2 separate regions of the Homo sapiens genome follow, and region 1 is linked to region 2. The links are chromatin loops, found by intact Hi-C in ENCODE. Cell type or tissue: Calu3. All regions are shown on one strand. Links, peaks and the distances in the headings refer to the core of each region. The heading gives the core; the rest is flanking DNA.

What was found. A loop is a pair of places that touch in the nucleus more often than their neighbours do. Peaks named below come from ENCODE experiments on the same cell type or tissue, not always from the same donor. Only the 100,000 strongest peaks of a DNase experiment are listed, where the experiment ranks them.
Region 1: it touches region 2 in a loop (4-fold over the local background); 2 of 110 quality-filtered maps call a loop at or near these places.

The regions. Positions count from the first base shown.
Region 1 is chr1:147,382,000-147,397,419 of GRCh38, reverse strand. LINC00624 (long intergenic non-protein coding RNA 624) reads left to right here. Exons shown (of 4, transcript NR_038423.2): 4 at 12,557-15,228. Among named protein-coding and RNA genes, the nearest start is that of LINC00624, 130 kb to the left of the region's middle. In Calu3, for the core only: a CTCF peak has its summit at 7,311 (motif pointing right); a DNase peak (open chromatin) is centred at 7,289.
Region 2 is chr1:147,486,407-147,501,826 of GRCh38, reverse strand. All of the region lies in intron 3 of LINC00624 (long intergenic non-protein coding RNA 624), which reads left to right. Among named protein-coding and RNA genes, the nearest start is that of LINC00624, 24 kb to the left of the region's middle. RefSeq lists silencers at 6,575-6,764, 14,745-14,912. In Calu3, for the core only: CTCF peaks have their summits at 4,949 and 6,656 (motif pointing left); DNase peaks (open chromatin) are centred at 5,046 and 6,626.

The sequences.
Region 1 (15,420 bases), core at 3,872-11,871, 110 kb after region 2:
TCCAAAAAATACAAGAAAAAGGAAAACTTCCCAAATCATTTTATGAAGTGAATATTACTCCAATACCAAAATTAGACAAAGACATCAAAAGGAAGGAAAACTATAAATCATTATTATTCATAAGTGTAGGTACAAAAATTCTTAACCAATCAGCATATAGAATTCAGCAATATGTAATAAGAATTATACACCACTACCATATGGGATTTATTCCAGGAATGCAAGACTGGTTCAATATTAAGAACTAATTAATGTGATTTGGCATATTAATAGGCTAAAGAAGAAAAGTCACATGATTATATTAATTAATTGTATTACATCATTTTTTGTGTTACTGTAAATAAATGCCTGAGGCTGGGTAATTTATAAAGAAGAGAGGTTTAATTGGATCATAGCTCTGTAGTCTGTACCTGAAGCATAGTACTGGCATCTGCTTCTGGTGAGGGCTTCAGGAAGCTTCCAATCACAGTGAAAGAAAAAGGGGGAGCCAGTACATCATGTGATGAGAGTGGGAGCAAGAGAGAGAGACAGGTAGTGCCACACACTTTTAAACAACCAGATCTCTTGTGAACTCACCCACTATCATGAGGATAGCCCAAGCCATTCATGAAGGATGTGCCCCCATGACCCAAACACCTCCCAGCAGGGCCCACCTCCAACCCTGGGGATTACATTTCACCATAAGATTTGGAGGGGCCAAACATCCGAATGGTATTATCAATGCAGAAAAAGCATTTGACGAAATCCAATACACAACCATGGCAAAACTCTTAGAAAAATAGGAATAGAGGGGGTTGTTCTCAACTTGATAAAGGGAGTCTGCAAGAAAAACCCACATCTAACATTGCATTTAGTGGTAAAAGATCAGGAACAAGACAAGGATGTCTGCTCTGACTACTCTTAATTCAGTGTAGTGCTGTAAGTTCTAGGCAGTGCAATAAGGCAGGAAAATTTTTTAAAGGCAGGTAGATCAGGAAAAAAGAAATAAAACTGTTCTTATTTGCAGATGATATAATGGTCTATGTGGAAAATGCTAAGATGCCTACAAAAAAAATCATAGAACCAGTAAATGAGTACAGCAAGGTCACAGGTTAGCAAACAAAATATCAACTGTACATGTATATTCTATTAATGAGAACGTGTGAAGTAGGAGACAGGACTTGATTTTGGAGGTGGGATTCAACTCTGGAAGTGGGGCTCAGACACCAGAGCAAATTGAGGACTAACTAAAACAGGGATGGGGTGGGAGCACCTTCCCCTAAGACATGCCCACCAGTGTGCCACCTGTTTACCAGTGGCATGGGAACACCTGGAAGTTACCACCATTTTTCTTAAAAATTTTCATAATCTGCCTAATTTGCATATAATTAAAAGTGGATATAAATGTGATGGCAGAACTGCCCTGAGCTACTACTCAGGGCTCACTGCCTGTTGGGCAGCCCTGCCCTGCAAGGAGTAGTACCTCTACTGCTGGTGTACACTGCTGCTTCAATAAAAATTGATGCCTGACACCACCAGCTTGCCCTTGAATTATTTCCAGGGTTAAGCTAAGAACCCTCCTGGGCTAAGCCCCAGTTGTGGGGCTCAGCTATCTTGCATCATGTGGAAACCAAAAATTTTAAATACAATACCATTTACAATTGTTAAAAAAAATGCTTAGGTATAAATGTAATGGGACATACACACAACTTGCACACTGAAAACTACAAAATGCTCATGAAAGAAATCAAAGAAGATCTAAAAATAAGTGGAAGAGCATATGTGTTCATGGATTGATTAATATAGTCATATCAGTTCTCTCCAAATTGATATTTACAGGTTTAATACATTTTCCATCAAAATCCCAGTAAGATTTTTTAACAGATATAGACAAGATTATTCCAAAATTTAAATGAAAAGGTAAAGGAACTAGAATAGCTAAAGCAATTATGTTTTAAAAAAATAAAATGGGAAAAAGTACTGTACCTTACAACAAGACTGTGTAGTATTAGTGTAAGGATAAGACACTTGGATCAATGGAACAGAATAAACAACCTAGAAGTAGACTCAATGCGGCATGGGTAACTAATTTAAGATGAAAGTGTAAAATCAATTTAGTCTTTCAAATAAATGGTGATGAAGAATTTAGATATCCATATTAAAAAAACTAAACCTCAACCTTACAGTTTATACTAAAATTAACTCAAAATGCATCATATATTTAAACTTAAACCATAAAACTATAAAACTTTTATGGAAAAGCATAGGAGTAAATTTTGTGGACCAGTGATTTGGTGAACACATTTTAGACATAATGCCAAAGGCTTGATCCATAAAAGGAAAAAAATAGTAAATTGACATCACCAAAATTTAAAACTTTTTCTCTGTGGAAGATCAGAGGACAAAAAAACAAGATACAGATCTGGAGAAAATATTTTCAAACCATATATCTGACAGAGGACTCATCTAGAATTATAAAGAACTCTCAAACTTAACAATAAAAAATCAAATTAGAAAATTGTCAATATACACAAGGAGACATTTCATAAAATAAGTTATATAGATAACAATGATATTCAGTATCACTAGCCATTAGGGAAAAGCAACAGAAGACCATGATGAGATACAACATAATCATTAGAATAGCTCAAATAAAGATAAATAGTACTAAATATTGGCAAGGACATGGAGAAACTGGATCTCTGTCACAATGCTAATGGGAATATAAAATAATACAAGTACTCTGGGAAATAGTTTGATAGTTTCTTTACAAACTAAATGTGCATCTGCTATACAATCCATCAACTTTTCACCAGGCCATTTATCCCTGAGAAATAAATGTTGACATCCATACTAAAGCTTGTACATGATTGTTCAGATGAGCATTATTACATATAATAAATTATATAGTGGTATATAAGCTATATTTTATATAACTATATATATATAACATTTTATTATATAGCCCCAAACTGGAAACAATCAGTATGTCCTCCAGTTAATGAATAGTTAAACAAACTATGGTACATCCATCATGGAATACTACTCAGCAATAACAAATAATGAACTACCAGCAGTCCTGCCCTATAAGAAATACTAAAGGGTATTACCTCAGGCTTGAAAGAAAGAACATTAGAGAGTAATCCAAAAGTACATGAAAAAATTAAAGAACACAAGTAAAAGTAATTAAGTGAAGTAAATATAAAAGTCATTACCAACTTATATTTTAAATTTTTCTTCTCTTAACTGATTTTAAAGACTACTGTTTAAAATAATACTTATGGCTGGGCGCAGTGGCTCACATCTGTAATCCCAGCACTTTGGGAGGCCAAGGCAGATGGATCACCTGAGGTGAGGAGTTCAAGACCAGCCTGGCCAACATGGTGAAACCCCATCTCTACTAAAAATACAAAAATTAGCCAGGCGGAGTGGTGTGCACCTGTAATCCCACCTACTTGGGAGGCTGAGGCAGAAGAATCGCTTGAACCCAGGAGGCGGAGGTTGCAGTGAGCCGAGATCGTGTCACTGCACTCCAGCCTGGGTGACAAAGTAAGCCTCCATCCCCACTGCCCAAAAAAAAATCAAATAAAAAAATGTTTTAAAGATAAAATAATACTTACAAATTTGTGTTAATGAGTTTATAATGGGAAGGGAGTTATATAGAAGCAAAGTTTTTATAAACTACTGGAATTAATATTAATCTGAACCTTTTAGGTTTAGATTAAGACACAGATTTCATGCAATACCCATTGCAAACACTTAAAAATACTTTAAAATATATAGTAGAAAAACATTAGTATATGGGAAATCTCTGTACCTTCTGTACAATTTTGCTGTAAACCTAAAAATGCTCTAAAAAATAAAGTCTATTTTTATTTATTTATTTCAGGATGGAGTCTTATTCTGTCACCCAGGCTGGAGTGCAGTGGCATGATCTCGGCGCACTGCAATCTCTGCCTCCCGGGTTTAAGTGATTCTCCTACCTCAGCCTCCTGAGCAGCTGGCATTACAGGCATGTGCTGCCGTGCCTGGCTAACTTTTATATTTTTAGTAGAGACAGGATTTTGCCATGTTGGCCAAGCTGGTCTCAAACTACTGGCCTCAAGAAATCTGCCTGCCTTGGCCGGGCACGGTGGCTCACGCCTGTAATCCCAGCACTTTGGGAGGCCAAGGCGGGCGGATCACGAGGTCAGGAGATCGAGACCATCCCGGCTAAAACGGTGAAACCCCGTCTCTACTAAAAATACAAAAAATTAGCCGGGCGTAGTGGGGCGGGCGCCTGTAGTCCCAGCTACTTGGGAGGCTGAGGCAGGAGAATGGCGTGAACCCGGGAGGCGGAGCTTGCAGTGAGCCGAGATCCCGCCACTGCACTCCAGCCTGGGCGACAGAGCGAGACTCCGTCTACAAAAAAAAAAAAAAAAAAAAAAAAAAAGAAATCTGCCTGCCTTGGCCTCCCAAAGTGCTGGGATTACAGGGGTGAGCCACCACACCCGGCTTAAAGTCTGTGTTTAAACATGAGTCACCAAAACAATAAAAAACTAATAAGGGAGTTTAAATGCTACAATTGAAAATCTCTATATAACATAAAAGATAGCAGTAGTAGAGGAACAAAAATACATAAAATATATAGAAAACAAATTGCAAAACAGCAGATGTAACTCCTATTATTTCAATAACTACATTAAACGTAGGTGGATTAAACACTACAAATAAAAGGCAGGGATTCAGATTGGATTAAAAAGCAGGATCCAGGCCAGGCACAGTGGCTCACGCCTGTAATCCCAGCACTTTGGGAGGCCAAGTCAGGCAGATCACCTGAGGTGAGGAGTTTGAGACCAGCCTGGCCAACATGGTGAAACCCTGTCTCTACTAAAAATACAAAAATTAGCTGGGCATGATAGTGGGTGCCTGTAATTTCAGCTACTTGGGAGGCTGAGGCAGGAGAAATCAGTTGAACCCAGGAGGCAGAGGCTGCAGTGAGCCGAGATCATGCCACTGCACTCCAGCCTGGGTGACAGTGAGACTCCACCTCAAAAAAAAAAAAGGCAGGATCCAATGATATGATAAGTGTTTCTTTAAAAGACATACTTTCAATTCAAAAATACAAATACATTGAAAGTAAAAGGATGGAAAATATACACTGTGCAAGCAGTAAAGGAGCTGGAATGACCATATTAATATCAGAAAAAAATAGACTTTGAGACAAAAAAGCTTACTTCGGACAAAGAGGGAGATTTTGTAATGACATAAAGGTCAATTCAGAAGGAGGCTTTAATTATTACAAACATATATGCATTTAAGAACAAAGATCCAAAGATATGAAACAAAAACTGACAAAATTGAAGGGTGAAATAGATAATACAATAATAATTGGATGTTTCAATACTCCACTGTCAATAATGGATAGAATAGACAGAAAACCAGCAAAGATATAAAAGACTTTAAGACACTATTAACCAACTTCATCTAACAGACCTCTATCAAATACTCCATCCAACAGTAGAATACACATTCTTTTCAAGCACATGTGGAATATTCTCCAGCATAGATCACATACTGGACCACAAAGCAATAATGAATTTAAAGGGTTTATTTATTTTTATTTTAAAAAAAATTTCAGCATTTACTTTAGATTCAAGGGGTACATGTGCAGGTTTGTTACACGGGCATATTCTATGATGCTGAGGTTTGGTGTATGATTGATCTCATCACTCCAGCCTGGGTGACAAAGTAAGCCTCCATCCCCACTGCTCCCCCCCCAAAAAAAAAATCAAATAAAAAATGTTTTAAAGATAAAACAATACTTACAAATTTGTGTTAATGAGTTTATAATGGGAATTAAGTTGATATTAATCTGAACTTTTTAGATTTAGATTAAGACACAGATTTCATGCAATACCCATAGCAAACACTCAGGTAATGACCATAGTATCCGATAGTTTTTCAACTCTTGCCTCCCTTCTTACCTCCCGACTGTAGTAGTCTCCAGTGTCTATTATTCCCATCTTTATGTCCATGAGTCCCAGTGTTTAGTGCTCACTTAGAACATGCAGTGTTTGGTCTTCTGTTTCTGTGTTAATTCACTTAGGATGATGACCTACAGTTGCATCCTTTTTGCTGCTAAGGACAGGATTTCATTCTTTTTTATGGCTGTGTAGTATTCCGTGGTGTGTATGTACCATATTTTTTTTATCCAATCCTCCACGGATGGGTACCTACGTTGATTCCGTGTCTTTGCTATTGTAAAGTGATGTGACGAACATCCGAGTGCATGTGTCTTTTTTTTGTAGAATGATTTATTTTCTTTTGGGTATATAACCAGTAATGGGATTGCTGGGTTAAGTGGTCGTTTTTTGTTTTTTGTTTTTTTTTAAGTTTTTTGAGAAATCTTCAAACTGCTTTTCACAGAGGACAAACTAATTTACATTCCCACCAACAGTGTATAAGCATCCTCTTTTCTCCACAGCCTCACCAGCATTTGTTACTTTTTGGCTTTTTAATAATAGCCATTCTGACTAGTGTGAGATGGTACCTTGTTGTGGTTTTGATTTGCATTTCTCTGATGATTACTGATGTTGAGCATTTTTTCATATGTTTTTTGGCCACTTTTATGTCTTCTTTTGAGAAGTATCTGTTCATATCCTTTGCCCACTATTTAATGGAGTTTTTTCTTTTTTGCTGGTTGAGTTGTTGAGGTATGAAATTCTTTTCTCAGCTTGGTTTGCTCTGTTGTTAAGGCTTTCCATTGTATTTTGAAATTCCTGTAGTGAATTTTTCAATTTCAGAGGCTCAGTTTGATTCTTTTTTAAAATAGCTATGTTGTCTTTCAACTCTTGGATCATTTTACTGCCTTTCTTAGTTTGGGTTTCAACTTTCTCTTGAATCTCATTGAGCTTCCTTGTTATTCAGATTCTAAATTCTATGTCTGTCATTTCAGAAATGTCAGTCTGGTTAGGACACGTTGTTGGGGAGCTAGGGCGATACTTTGTAGGTAAGGAAACACTCTGACTTTTTGAATTGCTGGAGTTCTTGCACTGATTCCTTCTCATCTGAGAGGGCTGGTGTCTCTTTGTCTTTTTAAAGTTGCTGTTGATTGAGTGGGGCTTTTTGTTTTTATATTCTTTTTTTCCCCTTGAGGTTTTGACTGTGGTGTATGTTGTGTATAGTCGATTGGCTTCATTTCTGGGTGCTTTCAAAGGGTAAAGGGTCTGTGGGCATTCCTTAATTGTGGCTAGTTTCCTGCACTGGGTTTCACAGGCTTTGCCTGCCCAACAAATTTACTTTTGGTTGGTGGTGTAATTCATGTCATGATCCAGTAGATGGCACTTAAGAGTAAGAGCCAGCAGATATGCTGTTAGCTATGTGCATTAGCAGCAGTGCTTAGGGGAAGAGGGAGAGGGGAGGGCAAGAGATGTCTCCCTCGTGGTATCTGCTCCTGGGCCTTGAGGGACCCCCCTCCAATCACTAGCACTGTGTCTATGTTCCTTAGTTCCAGTGGGGGTCCTGGTGGCCTGCACTCCCACCTCCGTTAGGGGCAGTCAGATCCACAGGTTGGGTCAACAAGAGACCCACCACTCCAGGGAACCTGCTGATTCTCTGTGTTTGGCAGAGCCAGAGAGGGTTGTGGGCTATGTCTGCGTTGGCCTGGTGATGCAGTGGATCATGGGCGGAGGATCCCTGGGCAGGGTGGTAGTGCCACGAGTGTGCAGCTGGTGTGGCGTCCACGGCCTGGGTTTTTTATTTTTGCCCAGGAGATGGCTATGGGGTCTACTGAGCTTGCAGTCCCCCAACTGAGCCTCCCTCAGATGTTTGCCCCAGGAGGAGGCCTGACCAGCTAGATTTGTCTCAAGCATTCTGCATCCAGATCGCTGGGTTGTTCCAGGTGTTCCAAGCCTTGGGGCCCTCTTGGGCAGAAGCTGCAGCTGGTCAACAGGCTAGGCTCTTCCCAGGCCAGCTTTGCATAGGAAGAGATGCTCAAGTCCCACGCCAGCACATGCCCACAAACTCACGCCTCACTCTTCTCAGTGTTCTGAGAGTGGAGGCTTTTCCCTTGCTTGAGGTCAGGTCACAGATCTCAGCTTGATGCCCCTGGGCAGTGTGCACAATCCCTGGGGGTTGGGGACCAGGCCCATGGCTTTGCCCTCTGGCCTCTTGGGGTTGAGCACTGGCTGTGTTCCGGGGAGCCAAACTGCTGCCAGGCGATTGGCAAAAATACTCAGGTGGAGCAGTGGAGGCTGGAGGCTGTGCTCTGTGCTCCCTGTTGCAGGAGCAGCCAGGCATGTGGCCTTGGGAGGAGCTGGTGTACAAGGGCCATGTGTATCAGATGTGCCCCTGTCCCACGGGAAAGGTAGCTCTGCTCTCTCCCAGCCCGGCAGTCAGCAGGGGCTAGAGCCACACAGAACAAAATGGAGAGCCTTGGGGAATGGGAGCCTATGCTCACATTTTTGCTGTAGCTCTGGACTCCATGCAGGTTCCAGTTCTGCTTCAAGGCAGTTTCCTCTATCAGTTCAAATGCCTGTGGGGGTCATGGGATCTCTTGTAGTCTGGATCCCAGAGGTGTGTGGCGGGAGTGTGGTGCCTGGGAGTTCCTTCACTCACTGCTTCCCTAGGACCTGCTCAGGATCAGGAGCTGGTCTTGTCACTCTGAGTGACTCCATGCAGGCGCCTAGCTTCCTCCTTCTTCACCCTCAGTGTCTCTGTCACCTCTCTATCAACTTTTTGTGTTTTCTCTCAAATGATCTGTTTGAACTATGATGTTTTACTTGAAATCCTGGATTCTCTTTGTGGGAGAGGCATTTCCTGGCTGTGTCTAGTCAGCCATTTTGTCCCTTTCCATGAAAGTATTTAAATAATACAAAGTATGTTCCCCAGCCACAATGGAATTAAATTAGAAACCAACAACAAAATGAAATTTGGAAACTCCACAAATATTTGGAAATTAAGCAATATATTTCTGAATGAATTATATTATGAATGAATCAGGAGAAATTACCAAAAATTTAGAAAGTATTTTAAATTGTATCACTATGAAAACCACACATATTACAATTTATGGGATGCAGCTAAAGCAACACAGAGAAAAATTCATATGACTTTAAATGCCTATATTAGAAAAGAAAAAGAATATTTCAAATTAAATGAAAAGCATCATAAGGGAATATTATGAGGAACTTTATGCCAACAAATTAGACAACTTAGGTGAAATAGTCAAATTCTTAAAAAACCCCATAAACTACCAAAACTAACTCAAGAAGAAATGAAACATCTGAATAGATCCAAAATCTGTAAAGAAATTTGTAGTTAAAACCTTCTCACAAATACAAACTCAGACTTACATGACTTTGCAAGTGAATTCCATCAAACACTTAACAAAGACATAAGACTGCTGCTCCACAAGCTCTTCCAGGAAATAGAGGCAGAAGGAACAGTTTCCAACTCATTCTATGAGGCCATATTATCCTCATACCAAAGTAAGATAAGCATATTACAAGAAAAGAAAACTATAGACCAACATCTCTTCTGAATATAAATGGAAATATTAGAAAATGAAATCTAAGAATATGAAAAAGAATTATACACCATGACTAGGTAAGATGCATCCCAGGAGTGCAACGCTGTTTAACATCCAAAAAACAATTAATGAAATACATCATATTAAAATAATATAGGACAAAAACCACATGATAATTTCAATATATGCAGAAAAATATTTGACAAAATTCAATACCTATTTATGATTTTAAAAAATCTCAAAAGACTTGGAATAAAAGATAGCTTTCTCAGTCTGGTGAAAGCCATCTACAAAAAAACCTATGGCAAACATCAGTCTTAATGATAAAAGGCTGAAGACTTTCCATCTAAGATTGGGTAAAAGGCAAGGATGTTCACTCTAACCTCTTCGATTCATTCTAACCTCTATGGGAGGTTGTAGCCCATGCAAAAAGAAAATAAAAGGAAAGAAAAGACATATGGATCAAAAGGAAAAAAAAAACAATTATACCTATGTGCAGATGACACAGTGGTCCATGTAGAAAACCCTAGGGAGTCTACGCAAGAAACAACAATAACAACAAAACAAATCCTAGAATTAATAAGGGAATTTAGCAAGGTCACAAGATATGTGATCAATATACAAAAATCAGTTGTATTTCTGTCTACCTGCTATAAACAATCTGAAAAGGGAATTATGAATTTATAAAAGCATTAAAAAGAATACCACATGTAGGAATACATTTAATAGACGGTATGCAAGTCTTGTACATGGAAAGTTTCAAAACATTGTAGAGTCAGCATCATGCAATATACCTTCGTATAATAACAAACCTGCACATGTACTTCCTGATTCTAAAATAAAAGTTGAAAAAAGAAAAAAAAAGACCTTGTAGAGATAATTTTTTAACTCTAAGTAAATGTACAAACTTTCAATGTTTTTGGATTGGAAAACTCAATATTGTTTAAGATGGCAATTTTTTCCAAATTGATCTATGGGTTTGGTGCCATTCAAAATTCCAGTAGATTTTGTGTGGAGACAAACAAGCAGATTCTAAAAATTCTGTGAAAACTCAAAAGACTCAGAATAGCAGAAACTATTTTAAAAAAACAAAGCTGGGAATTTGTTCATGTATAGGAAGACTCCATATTAACATGTTACTTATCTCCAAATTGTTCTATAGATTCTATATAATACCATTCAAAATAATAGCAGGGTTTTTCTCTTTTTTTAAAAAAAGATGACAATTTGATACTAAAATTTATGTGGAAATTTGAAAAACCTAGAATAGCTAATGAAATTTCTGTGTACTACATAGTCTTGTAATCAATCATAGACCTAAATATAAAATCTAAAACTATTAAAGTTCTACAAAAATATAGGAGAAATTTTAATGACATTGGTGAGGCAAAGATTTCATAGATAAGACACTAAAAGCATGAGATAGAAAATACTCATATATTTGCCATCATCAAAATTTAAAAACTTTTGCTCTTCAAGAAGATACTCTAATGGAAGTGAAAAGCAAAGCCACAGATTGGGAGAAAATATCTGCTAACAGATATCCAAAAAAGGACTTGTATCTAGTACAAAAAAATGTACAGTTCAACTATAAGACAAACAACCAAATTTAAAAATAGTTAAATTTGAACAGACATTTCACCAAAGAAGATGTATAAGTAGCAAATAAGTATATGAAATATGCTCAACATCATTATTCATTAGGGTCACACAAATTAAAATAAGATACCAGTAAACTTCCTCTAGAATGGCTAAAATTTAAAGGGCCAAACCAAGTGTTGCCAAAGATATGGAACAACTGAAACTTTCATATGTTGTTATTAGGAATGTAAAATAACAAATCTCTTTAGAAAACAGTTTGGCGGCAGCTTAAAAAGTTAAACACATACCTACCATATGACCTAGTAAACCCACTTGTAGGTTCATTGCATCACTGTTCACAATAGCAAATACATGGAATCAACCAAAATGCCCATTAATGATAGACTGGATAAAGAAAATGTGGTACATATATACCATGGGATACTATGTAGCCATAAACAGGAATGAGATCATTTCCTTTGCAGGGACATGGATGGAACTGGAAGCCATTATGCCCAGCAAACTAACACAGGAACAGAAAACCAAATACCATTTGTTCTCACTTATGAGTGGAAGCTGAACAGTGAGAACACATGGACACATAGAGGGGAACAATATACACTGGGGCTTGTAGGGCAGTGATGGGGAAGGTGGAGGGAAAGCATCAGGAAAAATAGCTCATGCATGCTGGACTTAATACCTAGGTGATGGTTTGATAGGTGCAGCAAACCACCATGGCACATGTTTACCTATGTACATAACAAACCTCCACATCCTGCACATGTACCCCAGAACTTTAAAAAAAAATAAAAGTGAGTCAAGGAAGGAAAATCAGGCATCAAAGACACATCTTCACAAGTTTACATAGGCCTGATCATCCATATGTAAAAGGTGTAGCAAACCCCTAGGAAGCTACACACCAACTGCAACACAAGCTGCTCAACATTAGTCTGGATTTTCTCTTTCCAAAGGTTTTCAGAGATTACAGCCCTTTTTTTTTTGAAGTATTGGGAAAAGATGATTTCTTGTAAATGGATGATTTTTGGAAACATCCCAAAGTTATTTGAAATAAGCTGTTTTTGGAACAAATTCATTGAAGTACATGAGCAGTAAGTTGGGTAGTACCATCTGGGCATATATGGGTCTGAGACTTGTATTATTGTATGGCTAGGAAGTTGGCTTGAAGGGAAACAGGGCCAGAGCTTGGCTTGTCTTAGGACCTCCTGACTGAGATTGTAGTTCCACTCCTTCACACGATCTTTGTCCCACAGTGACCCAGTTGCTGGGTGAATTTTCTGAGAAGGGATGGGTGTTTCATGATTTCCTTCGTTGGAGTGAGTAATTGAAAGTGGAGAGTGGTATGTTAGTGCTTCCTTGAAGGATGTAATTAGGTAATATCATGCAAGAAGGAAACTGTCATAAAGCTAGTAAAATGCAAATGAGAAGGAACTGCAGCATTGCTCATCTGCATCATCTCCTTTGCAGAATTTAAGATGAAACAATAGAGAAAGAACCAAGAAGTTACATACATTCATCAGAATTGCTGGAGAGTCCTGACCTCTGGCCATCGATCAAAGGGAAGCGTTCACTACTGAAGGTTTGTCTTCACTGTACTGGGTATTCAACTTCCTTGAAATTAAAAGGAAGAAGGATAAAAAGTGGTATGCTGAATGGATTAAAGGTAATATTTTGATTATATCAATAGTTTTCAAACTTTTATAACTCATGAGCTGTTTGGGAATATTTGAGCATATGGTCAATCCACATCTGAATTATCCTGCCCACAAAAATGTCAAGGAAATACTTCTACTGCCCCTTCTGAAGCCATCTTAATTCCAGGAGTTGAATCAATTTCAAAGTCATTGATAACTGCATCAGCCAAAATTTGTCCAAATGTTTTGAAATGCATTTCTATTTCCTGTCACACCTACCTCTTTGGCTAATGCATTCATTTTATGAGTTTCAAAAATTACCATCTCCCTGTCCCAGGTCTTTAAAGTTGTTGAATAAGCAAATCTCTGTTCACTTTATTTGTACTATTTATGGTTATATAGATTTAATTACTTCTAATTAGATTTCCATATTGGAAGTACAAATCTAACCTTAAACAAAAAATTCTTTTTATAATTCTCAATATCTCCAATTATTTTGAGCTTGTGCTCTCTGGATCTTTTCAAGTTATGGCAAACTTGGTTTTGAGGCATAGCAGCAAGAACTACATAAATCTTTTCAAACAGAGATATACCAGTATAAAGCTTGCTTTCCAGTATAGTCCTTAATGATTTTCTTCATTTTCTAGGTCTTTTTGCCTGATGCAGAATATTGGTACATATGCTGGGGTCAACATTTAATGACTCTGGGTCTTTTTCTTGAGCAGAATCTAAGGGATAGTCTTTCATTTTATAGATGTGTTTTAGATTACTCATAAATTCATTACTTTTTCCTCACACACATTATAACATCTCTTAAGGCTCTGCCCATTGACACGAATCTCAGGATTATTCTATAATGTCTCTCTTCTCTGGGGTGTCTTCTTTCTGGGGAGATTTGTATATCTTGGAGTCTGAGACTTCACTATGTACTCCTTCCTTATCATCATTTATAAACCTATTCAACAGACTCTGCCCCAGAATGGATTCTTGAGCAATCTTGAATAATTACACGAGTATCCAAAGATACTGATTTTAGGAGAACAAGGTTGTTGGGTACAGGTAGTTAATTATTCCTAAAACTGAATATGTCCAATACCTATGTCTTGAGAAGCTCTAAGAGAGTAACAGAAGAGCAACAATGGAATGTGACAATTGCCTGCACTGTCTTTCTAGGTTGAAAATCCAAGAAATTTACATGCACTGAATTTTATTTCCTTTATTTGCCTATTTATTCACACCAAGAATTCAGGGTCCATGTTGCTGTAGTGGAAATTGGTTATTTCTGTTTTAGTCTTGAATTGTCTAATTTTGTTCAACTTGCCTGGTACGGAGGGGAGATTCACCAGTGGGCCTCACCTGTAAGTGAGGGTCACATCTGTAATTCTCTGATCTCGTGATGCAGAAGTAGGCCACATCTTCCATTTTCATCCTTGGATTCCTGTGGAATTTACAGATGCACAGATAGAAGTCATTTAGTCTTAGATAGATACCTTCATCTGCTTTGTCAATTGATGATGAATAAGACTGAGTTGAATGTATTTAGAATGTCTTGGCTATAAATTCCTCCATATAGCTTAACCCACTGTTTCCTGCAGTATGCACCCCTTTACCAAGAGAGAGAAAGAGAGAAAGAATTTCATGTTTCTGTGGGTTTTAGAAGGCTATAGGAAGGGATTTTTGTTTGCTCATTTTCAGAACTTATTAATAGACAGTTATTGAATACCTACCTTGGGCACAGAAATAATCACATTCTCTCCTGAGAATTTTCAACCCACAGCCAAGTACAGGTGTGGAAATTTGATGATAGAATTAATACCAATGGAAAAAGGGGCCCACAGAACTGAAAAAGTGGCCACTGGTGATGACAGTGACCTGGGAGGGAGCGAGGCAACCTAGAGAGACAATGTGGGGAATCATCACGTTCCATTACAGCGCCCTTCTCTTACTCTCTTGGAGCTTCTCAAGCCACAGGTGTCAGTCATATTGGTTTTAGAGATTATTAGTAACTACCCAAACCCAACAATTTTGTTTTCCTGAAACTAGAAATGTCCTGTTTCCAACTTTATATTTTCATCAACTTCTTTTTCTATGATGTGTGAGAAACTAGAATATTCAGTGTGCTTTCTTGAATACCAGCCTTGTTTCAACTCTTTAATGAGTGGACTATTCTCTGAAGCTGGCCCTCAGTCTTACTCTGGGTTCATCAACCAAGGTCAAGATCTGTCCACATGCACGTAACAGGAGCACTTTTCCGAGAATTGTAAAGGAGCCACGGTGCAAAGCCTTCTGGACCTGGGTCTCATGTGAAAACTCAGCAATGAGCCTCCTGGCCTGAGATGAGCCTGCGGAGCACCTTGTTACAGCACGCATATGATGTATATAAAAAATGAACACATGTATTCCAATTACACTGATTTGATCTTTACAAACTATATGGATGTATTAAATTGTCACATGTACCCTCAAAATATGTACATCTATTATGTATCAATAAAATAATTAACATATTTTTAACTTGTTTTTGGTAGAGCCGTAACATCTGGGGAGCAATTAATTGCAGAAGCAATTAATCTGGCTATTGACTGATATTTACTCAGGACAAGGAAAACTATCATTACTAAGTAAGATGTGCAAGAAAGATTAATTCACAGTAAGCAAGATTTTTGTAGCTTGTACTGCTATAAATTTGTATTACTG
Region 2 (15,420 bases), core at 2,666-10,665:
TTATTCCACCTCAGCATATTTCATTATTCATTTATAAGGCGATATTTCTAAATACTTGTGTTAAGACTTTTTTGTCCTAAGCATGGACTTAAAAAAATGAACTTTTTTTCATCTTATGGTGCTATGAATGAGCTAATAGAAGATATTATGTATAATTTTAAAGGGCAAGTGAAATCTTCCCAGCCCTGCTTCCCTACTCAGGGACTTTGGCAGTCGGGTCATGCATTTTCCTTTGCTTCCAAAATACCCATTGGATCATAACTATTTCCCACTTCTACCCGTACTATGCTGCGGGAAGCTTGAGGGTATAGCTTAGTCCTGTTCATCTTTTTGTTTTTTTATTTTTTTGTTAACTCTTCAGCTAAGACAGAGTAAGAGGTAATTTATCGTATGGCTCTTTCACTCAGCCACAAGTGAACACAGAAATAGTCCAGAATGTCACAGGTCTGGGGCAAAGGACCAACATGGACAGTTTTTGTTATGAGCAAGGTGAGCCTCAGAGGTAGTCTCGGTGATCAGATGACGATGAAGTTCTAGATCCATTGAGAGAAGCTCTAGATCCATGCAGTTCAACAACTTGTACCAGCATTTCCAGCCTCTGCCATTCCATGTTTCTACTCCTGCGGCCTCCACTGGTGCACAGACTAGTGATTTACTTGAACCTTTGCCTCATCTTTCTTTTGCGCTTCAGCCTGCACATTCACTTCTTCCTCCACTTGGCTCTCATGGCACAGAGGTTTCCAAGAAGATGGCGCTAAGGCTGAGACCTCATCTTTTTATTGTCAGTTCTAAGCATTCAGTAGCTGGCACACAGTAAATGTTTCACACTTATTTATTGTTGAATGAGTGAATGTAGCATCTTCAGATTTATGTTCTGTCCTCTCCTACCTACCTGCCCTGTTACCATAATCCCCAACTTCTTTCTACTATTGTGTGTGTATGTGTGTATTTATATACGTGTATATATACGTATATATACGTGTGCATATATGTACACGTATATATATATACGTGTGTATATATGTACACGTATATATATATACGTGTATATATATTTTATTTTTCTGGACTGAGTCTTCATTCTTAACTTTAATAAACCATTGAGTTTAAAACAAACATATAAACTCTCAAATGCAGCCAGACTGGTGGATTACATAGAGACTATAAAAGGAATGAGTAAGCAAAAATTAGAAGTGCTCAATACTACAGAGGGAGAAGGTACTTTTGAGTATAGACACACAGTGCTAACTCTTTAAGTAGCTCTAAACCTACAGAGATGGGACAAAGGGGGCAGTTGAGAGCTTCAGCTTTGTAGGTAGACAAACCTGGAGTTGAATGAGGGTACTGCCCTCTCTAGGCTTCTCCTTCACCACTAGTAAAATGAAAGAGATAACCAGTGCAGGACCAAGTGAGATCATTGTTGTCCAGTGTTTGCCACATTGAGAGGTCCCGATAAGAATTAACTATAGAGTGAGGCTGTGAAGGGTCAACACACACAATCATGTCACTGCAAATAATTACTATTTTATTTTTTCCTTTCCAATTGCAATGCATTTTAATTATTTTTCTGACATTAACAGTATATGGCACAGACCAGTACAATGTTGAATAGAAATGATAACGTTCAGTGTTTTTCCACTTAATATGATTAGTTTTAATTTGTTTGTGGATACTTATTATCAGAGTGAGGACATTCCCTTGTATTCCTAGTGTGCTGTGAGTTTTTATCATAAGAGGGAGCAGTATTTTGTCATATCCATTTTATGCATTGATTGAAATAATCATACTGCTTTTCTCTTCATTCATCTTCACCCCAACGAGGAGAAATGGTTTCTTAAGAACATCCCATGCACTTTATTTCAAATCTGTGATCATAGAGCGTTTGCTCTCATGAGGGGAACTGACAACTAGGAGGAAGTGCCCCATTCCTCAACACCAACTCTGGGAAGTGGTGGGAAATCTCTCCTTGTCTATGTGAATGTGTTTGCCTTCTGGTTTACCAATCATTTTTATAAGACATTTCTTACTTGAGACTTTAACTTGAACTGACTGAGTTCAGGAGGAGACCCTGGACCTGTGGTGACTTTCCCTCACCTCTCCCTCCAAACACACACACAAGATGCAGCCACCTAGGGAGAATTTGTCAGAGACAGCCAAGCATCTCTCGCCGTGTAAAGAGCAACAGCAGTCATTTTCATCATGACCATCATCATCATGATAGGTTAATAGGGCACTTGTGCATTAAGGACAAATGTGAGTCATAAATATAAGAATAATAATTTAAAAGAAATAAGATCATTCATTTTAACTCTATTCTCCACTGTCCTTTGCTTTGCTGAAATTATACAACCCATCAAGCAGCAGACAGACACCCAATTGAATGTGGTTACCAGAAACACTCCCTGCCTTTGCTTTGTGATTGGTTGAGTGTCTCCTGAGGGCCAGGAGCTTTTTAAGCAGCTGGTGCAAATGGATGCCTTTCTGAAATTAACCAGTTGATGAATGTCACAGCCATCAGGCTTCCCTCCAGTGTTGGACCAGACAGTGCTCAAGCTGCTTGCTTCCCTCACAGCCTCCAGGGTCCATGACTGAGGGGAAGATGAATGGTCCAGGGGATGGGTGGGCAACCAGTTCAAAGCCAACTGCAGAATGCTCAGCCTTTGAGGACTGATATTTCTCTCTCTTATGCATCCTTGTATCTATGTGTGGCCTTTGCCATGTCCAAAATTTCTCGATGTTTGTTTAGGACTGAGGTCCTCTGAGGAGGGGTTTATGTATGTGGTATAAAGACCCAGACTTGACCCTGGCTCAGGTGCTTACAAACTGTGGAAACGTGGGCATGTTATTACCCACTCTGAGTTTCACTTTCCTCAACTGTATAAGGAGAAAATAAGACCTGCTTCACATGAGCATTAAATGATACATGAAGCCTGTTTCAGAGCCACTGGAATATATTGGGCACTCAGTAAATGGTAGGTAGGGTATTATTATTACTATCCTTACTACTGTTATGGAAGGAACCAAGAAGGTCAACTGAATCCAGATATCACAGACCATAAATGCTGTTATTAGAGACTTACTTCTTTGGGTTCTTCTCCCGGTGGATCCTCTTTTAAAAAACAGATATGGATTTTGCATATACTGAGGTGTTAGTAACATACATTACTAACCCATCTAAGTACTTTCATCTTGACCTGAAAGAGGCAAGGGGTTATCAGACTACATTTCCTTTCATCGTGATTTTTCCCACAGTTGGACCCATATCCAAAGGCCACTAAGCTGAGTCTAGTAACTGTGAGTTGCTCTAGTTAGCATTGGGAATGGAACCTACACTCACAAATGCTTTATGGTCCTGGTTGTTTCTGTCCTGACAGAGTACTGGGGTGGGACCAGGAGGCTGGGCTGGTCCTAGCTCTGTCACTGTCTAGGTGGCTTTGGCCAGGGTCTCTCTTTGGATGTCAGTCTCTTCATCTGCAAAATGGAAGGGTTGCATTTTATTGGTGATTTCCAAGTGGTGAACAGGGAAACTGCCCTTTGACAAACACCAGGAGTGAGGAAGAAAAGGGGTTAGAAGAGAGACAGAGAAGAGCCAGATCACAGTTGCTGAAGGGGAAAGGGCAGGGGTAGAAAATCTGTTTGAGAAGAGTAATTCCTGCTTCCCAAAGGACCAGCACTTGGGAAACTAGACTAAATATCTCTGAGGCCATGGGAATGTACAGCCCACTTCGGGTTAGGCAAAACTGTATATGTAACCTAAAGAGGCAAGGGTTTACATAAGGCTAAACAGCCACCCAGAAGGGAATTAGATTTCAAAGCCTCTGCGTTCTGGCCCACTGCTTAGCCACATGCTGCACCTGTTTCCCTTTTCCTTTTTACTAACATGGGCTCTCCCTCTAACACCTACTGACCATTAATTAATGGCCAACAAATCAGTTGAGACACTGTACTAAGTACTTACTGTTCACAGTATCAGAATTTATGCAATAAATTGTATTCTTCTTAGGGGTTGTTAGCATATCCGAAGGCCAATTGTGGAGCCTGGCAAGGTGATCTTTTAAGTGTCTGCTTAAAATTCTATCCACAAGGTTCTGTTGCCTAGAAAATTCTTAATGAGAAGAGTTAAATAAGTAGTTGATCAACGCAGGCACAGTTTTAGGAACACTAATGGACATCAGCTGGTTGGTGGACATTAGTTAGGGCAGGTAGGTCCACCTAAGACTCTCCTCGATTTATTCCTTTGGCTCTTGACTCTTGCCATGCTGCAGTTATGAAGTGCTTTGAGCCTCTCCTCGGTCCGATTCCTCTACATGTTGGTCTGTGATGTGAGAGCAGGAGTCATGGAATTAGAAAACCTGGTTCTTGTGCTCACTTGCTGCCTACCTGCTGTGTAATATTGGGCAGCTGTATACTCTCTCTGAGGCTTAGCTGCCTCATCTGCAAAACAGGCAATAACAACAACCTCCCAGACTGGTTGTGACTATCAACCAAGGTCACTGGCAGGAATAAACATATTGCAAACTGTAGGGCTCTGTGAAACTGTGAGCTCCTTGAGGCCTGGTCAGTGACTCTGTTTTTTGTTGTATATAATATTTAATGCAGTAGTTCTCAACTACATAAGAATCATCCAGAGAGCTTTTAAAAAATACAAAGGCCTGGGCTGCACTCCCAGATATTCTTACTTAATTGTTTTAGGGTGGAGCTGCGGCATTGGTATTTTTAAAAGTTCCCAGGTGATTCCAATGTGCAGTCAGAGTCAAAAATTACATTTGGCTCTTTGCTGGAGGCTCAGTTCTGTTGGATGAATGAATGATTCTAATTATGACTTCCTCTCTCCTTTCCCTGGAGGAGTGTGCTTTGTCCTGGATGGAAAGATGTTTCCTGTGTCAGGCTTTATTCAGGCGCCTGGCTATTTCTAGAACTGCTTTGGAAGAGCATCTGGACATTCATGTTCAGAAGATGCTCACAATGACAAACATGCTGGTGGGCAGCACCTCAAGGGGCCAGATGGGGCGGCCCTGCAGTTGCTGAACGTGGCCACTGGGCTAGTTAGTATTTCTAAGTGGCAGTGTGCCAGGCCTTGGGTAGGCGGAAGGGAGCTGGGATTCCCTGGCCTCCCTCCTACTTCCCACCAATTAGGTCAGGTCAGCCTTTGGCTGTGTTAAATGCTTTAGGAAGTTCCTGGACCCTTTCCTATTGTTTACCTTGTGAAGACATTTCAGTCAGAGTTTTTTAATAGAACAGTGGAACATGAAATTAATTTTCTGGGCAAGCTGGTAGTGAGGTATACTGGTGTTACAAATCTAACTTTAGATTTTTTACTTCAGCTTTTGACTGTACTTCCTTTCAGGAAGAATTCTTTTATGGAATTCAACCAGCCCTAACTCTGTGTGTGTGTGTGTGTGTGTGTGTGTGTGTGTTCTCCTTCATCCACCAAACACACCATGTTTTGATGCATCTGATTTACCATATACAGTTGTGGCAGGAATTTCTTCTTCCCACCTCCCCAGGCCAGTGTGAGCTTCCCCTGAAGCCATCTTGGATCCCCTCAGTTAGGGGCCGCTGCTCAGAATTCCCAGCAGCCTTCCTGTTGCAGCACTTCCCACGTCCTCAATCCTTACACCTCCAGGAATAGGGCACAGGCAGTGCTGTGAAAGCTCAGGCAGAGCTGGGCTTAAACTCCAGAGCTTCTCCGTATTTTCTGAAAGACCTTGGACAAGTTATTTAACTTTTCGGAGACTCAATTTTCTCATCTCTAAAATCATGAGGGACTGTTGATGAATCCTTAAGGACTAATAATCACTGGCGTGACTATCGTGAGAATCCAAGAGGTAAGATAAATAAAGTTACAGGGAAAAGCCTGGCATGAAATTGTTGTTTCTTGCTGAGGGTAGGATTCGTGTGTGTCCTCCCCAAATGCCCAGGTCCCTCCTTCAATGGGCACTCAACAAATATCCACTGAATGGGGGTGCATGAAAGGACATGCTGGGAATCTAAACCTTAGGACAGAGCAAGGAAGCCCCTTTCCTTTCCATGCCTCCTTGTTCAACTAAAGCTATATGTACCTCCTATGGTTGTATTTATTTGTTGTGTCTTTTAAAGCAATATAGTTCTCTTTATGTGTACTCCAACATGCAGCAAAGTATTGTAACCAGACTGCATCATTTGAGTTCATTCCTGAAAGTTGCTTCTTGAGGTTGAGCCATCTTAGAGAAGAACCTGGCCTCAGCAGAAAGAGGTGAAGGCCACAGCATTGGCTGAGTGTTCACTAAGTGCCGGGCCCCTCAACTATGACAGTGTACCAACAGAACACATGGCACGGCAGAAGCACTCATCACCCATAAAACAGATCAAGATGCTGAAGTTCAGAGAAGTTAGGAAGTTTCACTGAGCACCCAAGATAAGACACAGCAAAATGGGATTCTTGGCTCTAAAACCCATATACTTTCCATTATATCACACTGAATTTTGCATCAGAGGAACTGTGGTGGAATTGTGACTTTGTCACTAACCAGCCGGGAGGCCTTGGGAGAGCCACTTAATATTTCTGAGGCTCTAATTTCCTCAACCTACAGGGAGGGTTGGACCACTAGGCGATGGCGCGGTTCTCAAATTCGGTTTCAGTGGCTGTCTGTACCAGCCACTGCTAGTGTCTGCAGCCCTCTAGTGGTGCTTTGCAGGAACCAAGTGGTACCTAACCTTTCCAGGGCAGTTATTCACAAAGCGTTGATGCAGACTGCCAGGGCACCTGGGGCCTCAATGCCTGTTCACATTCACTGACCATGAATTAAAGACAAGCAGGGCTCAGAGGAGCCCTGGAGATAGACGTGAGCCTCATTGGTCCTCAGAGGGATTATTATTTTTAAAACTTTGCTTTCTGTTTGTTCTATACCATGCCTAGGACTCTCACTCACCTTTGAATGATAAAGAATGAACCCTCCCCATAGATTAAAATTGTAATTTTAAATTTAGTCATGGTATGTGCATGTACCTGACTTTGTTCATATCCCACAGCCCTAATATAATCAGGCCATCTTGGCGGCAACAGGATTGCTGAAGGGATGCTGTGTTGTGGACCAGCACATCGGGTTTAAGCCCTGGTAATGCTAGGCATTGACACCACTGGGTCTCTCACCTCTCTGCACCCCAAACTTATCATGGGTAAATGAGGGGTTTGGTGGAAGAGGCCTTGCAACTCTGTCTTATGCATGTGCATGGAGCTGATTCTTTAGAATGGCAGAGTTTTACCATTCCATTCAGTCTTTGAGATTTTTGCTGATGGGAACATGCCTTTCAGTGAAGCTGGGACAGAGGGGTTAGGAAAAGATATTATCTAGAGCTTAAGGTAGAGTAAGGTGAACAAGCATGGCCTTAGGAGCCACCTACATGCTGACAATTCTTACACATATGACCTGGGCCTCTTCCCTGAGATCCAGACTTAGTATCTACCTGTCTGCTCCATTTGGAAATCTAACAGCTATTTCAAACTTAACATGGCCAAATAGAGCTATTTATTCCCCATTCCTCCTAGGTCTATTCCCCAACCCTGGCCTTTCCCACCTTAGTGAATGGTACCACTATCTACCTAGTTGCTCTAGGAGCCCTATTTACTTTTCTTCTTTCAGTTATATCCCCATGTCTAGGTCTTCCAAAAACCCCTTCGCTCTACCTATAAAATATATCTCAAAGCTGACAATTTCTTCCATCTCTACTGTCTGCTACTGTAACACCTTACTCTCTTTCCACCTGGATGACATGACAGCCATAGCCTCTTTTTTTTTTTTTTTTTTTTTTTTGAGACCTAGTCTCATTCTGTCACCTAGGCTGGAGTACAGTGGTGCGATCTTGGCTCACTGCAACTTCTGCCTCCCGGGTTCAAGTGATTCTCCTGCCTCAGCCTCCTGAGTAGCTGGGATTACAGGTGTGTGCCACCACGCCCAGCTAATTTTTGTATTTTTAGTAGAGACGGGGTTTCACCATGTTTTCCAGGCTGGTCTAGAACTCCTGACCTTGTGAACCGCCTGCCTCGGCCTCCCAAAGTGTTAGGATTACAGGCGTGAGCCACCACGCCCAGCCAGCCATAGCCTCTTAACAGGTCTTGGACTTCTACTCTTCCCCCTGGAATTCATCCTTCAGAGTGATTATTCAGAAGAGCAGCACAGATTGTGTTGCCCCCTTACTTAAATCCCTCTAGTGGTTTTGCCTTTGCTTACAGAACCAAATCAAATCCCTAATCTATTGGCACTCCTGCTCCAACCCTCCCACGCTCACCAGCCAGTCTTTCTCCACCCACCCCTCCTTCATCTCACATTGCTCTGGCCACCCCGGCCTTCCCGCCTTCCCTGAAGATACCAAAGTCTTTCTCTTCGTGGGGCCTGTGCTGTCATTTTTTTGCCTGAAATGCTCTTCCTTTAGATTTTAACACAGCTGTCTTCCTCATGATCAATATTGCCTCGAGTCCCAAATGTGACCTCCTCTGAGGGGCCATCCCTGCCCCCACTAACGGAAGCAGCGCCTGAGTCATAGCCCCATATTTTATGTATTTTTTATCCCTTACTCCTGCCTGATTTTTAAAAATTTGTTTAGGAGCTTAACAGCACTCTCCACACTAGAATATAACTTCCTTTTGAGCATAGAAGGTATTCTTCTTGCTCACCACTGATTCTCCAGAGCTTTGAATTATGGGTCTTCAAAAATATTTCATGATGAATTAACTGACAGCTGATGATCCCGGCCTGCTTCATTAACTCTTTACACAGGCTCGTCAGTATAGCACACAATTTTGTCATCCAGAAGAAAGAAGAAAGTTATATTTTGTTTGTTTGTTTGTTTGTTTGTTTTATGAGAGGGTCTCACTCTGTCTCCAAGGCTGTAGTGCAGTGGTGCGATCTTGGCTCACTGCAACCTCCACATCCCGGGTTCAAGGGAGTCTTGTGCCTCAGCCTCCCGGGTAGTTAGGATTACAGGTGCATGCCACCATGCTCAGCTAATTTTTGTATTTTTAGTAGAGATGGGGTTTCACCATGTTGGCCAGGCTGGTGTCGAACTCCTGACCTCAGGTGATCCACCTGCTTTGACCTCCCAAAGTGCTGGGATTATAGGTGTGAGCCACCGCACCCGGCCTAGCAGAAAGTTTTTTCAATTACACTATCTTAGTCCTATTCTCTAGTCTTAACTGAACATAGTTCTCAAGATTCAATTCTGGCTATCATAGTAGCATTTCTTCAAAACATGAAGAAATGTCTGCTCTGGGCTAGCAGAGATGGAAGGAATGAAGGAGTGTATGTATGTGTGATCAGTATGTATTTGTATGTGCTTGCGTGTGTATTGAGGGGCTGGGATTTCATTTTATAGTTGAGTGTGGTAAATGATTTTAAGCTGCCTTACCTAGAATTCAGAGTGTAACTTAGTGTAAATAAAGCACCAGGTGGCAGCAGGGGAATATTGCTACACATTTTTTTTTTTTTAAACACTTAAGGTATTTTCCCAGTGGATTAGCTGCTATACAAAATGGACAATTAGACACAGGCCTGCACAAAGAGCTTGCAATCTATAGATGGATCAGTTGTCATTATATAAAGCTCCATATCTTCATTATCAAAAGCAGCTATGCTGAATGCTCTTCTCTGAAAGATTGTAAGCAAGCTCTGCAGAACCTGGGCAGGCCAGGGTGAGCCTTGCTCTGTGGAGATTATAACAGAAAATAAAAAATAAAGGAAATGTAGATGGGCATACCAGCTCTGAACAAGTTAAGGAATGATTATGTATTGCAAATTATTTGTTAACTTGGCTATTTATAGTTTATAGTATAGTGTCTGTCTCTAGACTGAAAGTCCTTCGAAGGCAGGCACCAATCTTTTTCTTCTTTAAATCCGGAAACACTTAGCAGGGAGCCCATCACATGAAAGGGGCTTAATAAACGTTTGTTGAACAACTGAGAAAAAAGTTAAGAAATTAAAAAGTAAAAATGAGAAGAAAAAACTGTGAACACTACTATACAGAAAGGAATTCGGAGCATGCCTTGTATCAAGTATCTGAGTTGCATGCTCTTAGTCCCAGAGTGCAGTTTTATTTATCTTTCCTTCTTTTTTCTTGAAGAAGAGGCAAGGATCCTTCCATGCCTGACTTCAGTGGAATATTGACCTCTTAGAGATTTTCAGATTAGGAAATGCAGGTAAATGAAAGAGGTTACTATCCAGAGAAAACCATTAAGACATATTCCCATTTAGCTGAACCAGAGTTGCCCACTATTTTTTTTGTAGTTAAAGATCATCAGTGTGGACCTGGAGACCACGTTCTGTGTTTTGTAATCTTCAACGTCCTAGTGTGTTTATTATCATCCAAGAGTTGAAAGACAAAAAGCAAGCATGTTATTTCTTAGGAGTTGAGCTTCTCTTTAGATGAGGTGCCTTTCATTTCTTTTTCATGCCAGCCCACCACTTCCCAGTTCCACAGAAGCATGGTCCTAGAGGAATTTCTTCCTCCTTGGGCAGGAAGGGTGAAGGGTGAGGAGGACTAAGGGGGGGCCCCTAGAGGAAACAGGAGAGGCAAGCAGGGAGAAAGCACAAGGCTGGAGACAACTCTGGTACGGGGGACAGGGCACTGTGAAAAAGGAACTTGGGGTGTCTTGTGGCAGATCACACTCCCTACACCTGCAAGTGGAGGTTAGAGTTCAGATTAGATTAGCATTAGCTTAGATTTTATCCCGAACTATAGCTTAAATTCTAAGGAGAAAATCACAGTATATATCTTCTCCAGCCCCAAATCCAGAATCCTCTATCAGTCCAGGGAGTCTGAACTTGAATTCCCTTTAATGAGAGGAAAAGCCTTTCTTCTACAATAATAGATTAAAAAGCCTTACAGCTTCAAATGGAAGAAACACACTGGTGTGAGGAATGTAAAAATATACCTGACAGTTTTCTTTCCTGTGTGTTTTGGGCCGGTGGGTGGGTGGAGAACTGTAGAGGAGAAAAGGGAGTGCTGGAGACTTCGGCTGAGCTGTTTCTCTTCATCCCTGTGCAAAAAAACAGAGGCTGCCAATCCACACTCTCTGCAAAGATCATTATGGACATTTCAGCAGCTCCTCATCTCTATTTTCCCATTATTGGTTCCACTTTTATAATAATTTCTGAAAATAATATAAAAATTTTCTGGGTTATAGATAATTATCTTAAAAACTGAATATGGTCACCCAGTTTTAGTGCCTGAGTTTGCGTCTATTATTATATTTCTGCCAAGTGAAGTCTAAATAATATCCTAGAGTGTCCTGTGAATGAAGGTTTTGCACTAGGTCAAGAAAGTAAAAGCGCTGGGAGAACGACTATCACAACCACGTGACAGAAGAATAGAAATGTCAGACTTTAAAGAATCTGGCCGGGTGCGATGGCTCACGCTTGTAATCCCAGTACTTTGGGAGGCCAAGGCGGGTGGATCAAGAGGTCAGGAGTTTGAGACCACCCTGGCCAACACAGTGAAACCCCATCTCTAGTAAAAATACAAAAATTAGCTGGGTGTGGTGGCAGGCACCTGTAATCCCAGCTACACAAGAGGCTGAGGCAGGAGAATCGCTTGAACCTGGGAGGTGGAGGTTGCAGTGAGCCAAGATGGCTCCACTGCACTCCAGCCTGGGCAACAGAGACCCCGTCTCAAAAAAAAAAAAAAAAAAAGAATCTGTGCATATAGTGAGTACATTCATATGGTATCAATATTTTAAATGTTTTACTTGTATTCTTTGTTCATACCAACTTGATACAGTTCAACAGAAGAAAATAAATATACAATAATTTTTTTGTTCAAAAAGTTTTTTAAAATTATAGTATTTTATTTGGAAGTGAATCCTTAATTGATTGACCTATCCAAAAATAAATTTGTGGTTATGAGTTTCTTTTTAAAAAACTGAAATGATCAGCAATCATATTATTGATTCAAATGCAAGTGTATCATGTACAAAATAAAAAAGAACCGTTAATAATAATATGTTATGTCATTATCAATAAACTCTGCATTGGTGATTTTGTTTAAACAAAGCAATATTACATATCACATTAACTTAATGTGGTCGATTTGAAGTTCATTTGTTTTACTTATATTTATTTTATAAATTGATTTGGTTTTATAGTTATATAGTTGCTTATATAAGAACTATAAGCATAAAGATTGGCGTTAACACCTAGTTTTATGATTGTGCATATTTATGCAACTTTATAATACATGTAATATAAGCCAACATTTTATATGTCATGTGTTAGTTAAGTTTAAGAGACGTTTTTCTGAATGAGTGTTTCCCAAAGATTATTCTGTGGAATGCTAGTTCCAGGAAATGAGCAGCAACAACAACAAAATGTTTTGTTAACAAATACATTTAGGAAATGCACTACAGCTACCTTTTTGGGAATTGATAGTATATGTTAGCTATTTCAACATGAGAAAACTGCAATTTTGACTACAGTTTTTCAAAATTATTTGCTTGTGTTAAACCGTCTTTAAGTGAAACAATCGTTAGAATCTTACAGTGTTCTACAAAACGCAGTAAAGGAAAATTGTTCTAGACTAGAAAAAAGCAGATTATCCACTTTTCTCTGCAGAAAAAAGCAAGGTAACAAAGTCAGACACTTTAACAAGAATGTGGCTCCAGGGGGTGAAAGTATTGAAAAATAGACTTTTTTTTCCTTCTGCAAATGCAAATGATACTGATAAGGAAGGAAAGGTTGGAGGGTGTATTGAAAAGGTTGAGACCGGCTGCACAGAATGCTGTCTGCTCTATAGTCAAACATGAAGAGTGCCGTTTGTAGGAGAGATGGAACCATAGACAAGGATGATTTTTTCAGTGTGGCCCAATGGGTAAGTTTTGGTGAAAGTTACCACAGGGCAAATTTCACTATGAAAGAAGGAAGACCATTCCAGTTATTTGAGATGTCCAAAGATGAAATGACTGCTTTGGGACAGAATATGTGCCCTACCCTAAGCAGCTCAAACAAAGGCCGAATGAGGATGTAGATGAAATTCAGGTTATCAAGTAAGTGGTTGGACTCGATGATTTTTAACCTTTAGTTCTATGAGTCCACTTATTTGTGATCAAAACAGAGATATGTACACAAGATAACAATGTACTCTACAGGACAATAATTAACACTCATTAAGTGATATGTACCAGGCATGTTACCTGTACTAAGATGTTTAATCCTCACATCCTCCAACAACCCGACGGAGAAAGGCACTGATAGCCCCATTTTACAGATGAATAACTGCAGTGGAGAAGCACAATCATGCTTATTCCTCCCATTTTCAATTAATGACCACAAACCTCAAGTGGGCCTAACGCTGCCCGCCTATCATACTATATCTCTCTTCCATTTACTTTCTCACTCTCCAAGATGATTGTATACTCTCTCTCGTCTCCTCAAATCTCCAACACCTCCCCATCCTCACTTTCAGCTGATCCTAGTGCTTCCAACATTGAAGAGAAAATCAAAGTAATCAAAGAACTTACCCAATACTCCTACTAACTGCCATATATTCTGCCTCCCCACCTGGTGTCTGTGCCCCTAACTAGACCAACCTCTCCAAGTATGCGCCATCTCATACACTGTCCTCCACTCAAGGCCATCACTATAGCATTATCCCCTTTCTCCCACATTATCAATTTGTTTCTTTTGACTAATTATTTTTCTCTTGTTATTTATCCTTTGTAAAACTTCTTTTCTAATCTCATTCCCCTTCCAGCTACATCACATTTATTTGCTTCCCTTTAGAGTAAATGCCACAACCAGCTTATTCATTCTTTTTTTTTTTTTTTTTTTTTTGAGTCGGAGTCTTGCTCTGTCGCCAGGCTGGCGTGCAGTGGCGCCATCTCAGCTCACTGCAACCTCCACCTCCCGGGTTCAAGCAATTATCTTGCCTCAGCCTCACAAGTAGCTGGGATTACAGGCATCTGCCACCATGCCTGGCTAATTTTTTAAAAATATTTTTAGTAGAGACAGGGTTTCACCATATTGGCCAGGTTGGTCTCGAACTCCTGACCTCAGGTGATCCATCTGCCTCGGCCTCCCAAAGTGCTGGGATTACAGGCGTGAGCTACGGCACCCAGCAGCTCATTTATTCTTAATACTTCTAATTCCTCTCTTTTCATTCTCTTGTAAACTCACTCCAGTCAGGCTTGCACCCCCACTACTCTACCAAAACTGTTCTTGTCAAGACGGCCAGTGACTTTCACATGTTTAGATCCAATGGTCAAGTCTCAGTCCTCATCTCCCTTGACCTGTCTGCCACATTTGACATCATTGATTGTTCCTCTTTTCTGGAAACACTTTTTGTACTTGGCTTCCTGGTCACCGTACTCTTAGCTTTCTTCCTGCTTCACTGGCTCCTCCTCCTCATTTACCTTAGGTGGCTCCTACTCTTCCTTAACTCTTAACTTTGAAGTGCTCCAAGGTTCAGGTTTTGAACTGCTTCTCTTTGAATTCCCTTGGTGATCTCACGTAGCCTCAAGGTTTTGAAAGTGTCACCCAAATATTGTTGACTGCAACTTTGTCTCTAGCCCAGCCTTTCTCTTGAGCTCCAAGTTCTTATACTCAACTGGCTACTTAACATTTCTAGTTAGATGTTTAATAGGCATTTCAAACATAATAAAGCTAAACTTCAGATCTTTATGTAGTGACTGCTGTGATGTGCTGGCCACATCCCCCTCAGAACTGAGGCAGTTCTCTGCCAGCTCACAGCAAAGTCCCTCTTTAAGAATTGCCCTCAGGGACCTGTCTTGCTTAAGATAACAGTCTTACTTGAGGCACTTCCTCTCCAATGCGTGGTTGATGTGACAGAAAAAAGGCCCAGCCCCATTACCTCAGTTTGAGACAACTCTGAAGAGTCGTTGCAGCTCCATGTCGGATCAGCAGAGGCTTCTGTCACGGCTCCATCACAGTGGAGTGATGCTCGGCGCTGCATCTCTGTCTGCCCAACCCTACCCCTCTCACTGCCTTTACCGTGATGTTCCAGAGATGGGTCTCTGGGAACACCAATCTCTGTCTGACTCTGTTTCCTGAGGAACCTGACTTAAGATAATAAATATTGAGAATAGTCCTAGGAAACAGACTCTAAAAAGGATTTTGGAACTGGATCACCAGCCCATTGCTGGGAATGAAAGATCCACTACTGGTTGGTAGCTGGAATACTCACAGCCTTTGGTGTTCTGTAGTAGTTTTTAAAGCTATCATCACCTGTTTTTCTATCAGCGATTAAAAAGGATGTTGAAATTGCTATTATGATTATGGATTTATCTGTTTCTTCATTCAGGTCTGTCAGTTTTTGATGCTCTTTAAAGTACATAAACATTTAGGCTTAGGTATAACTTCTCGAAGAATTGACCTTTCTATCCTTATAAATACCCTTCTTTATTCCTGGTTATATGTTTTATTCTGAAGTATACTT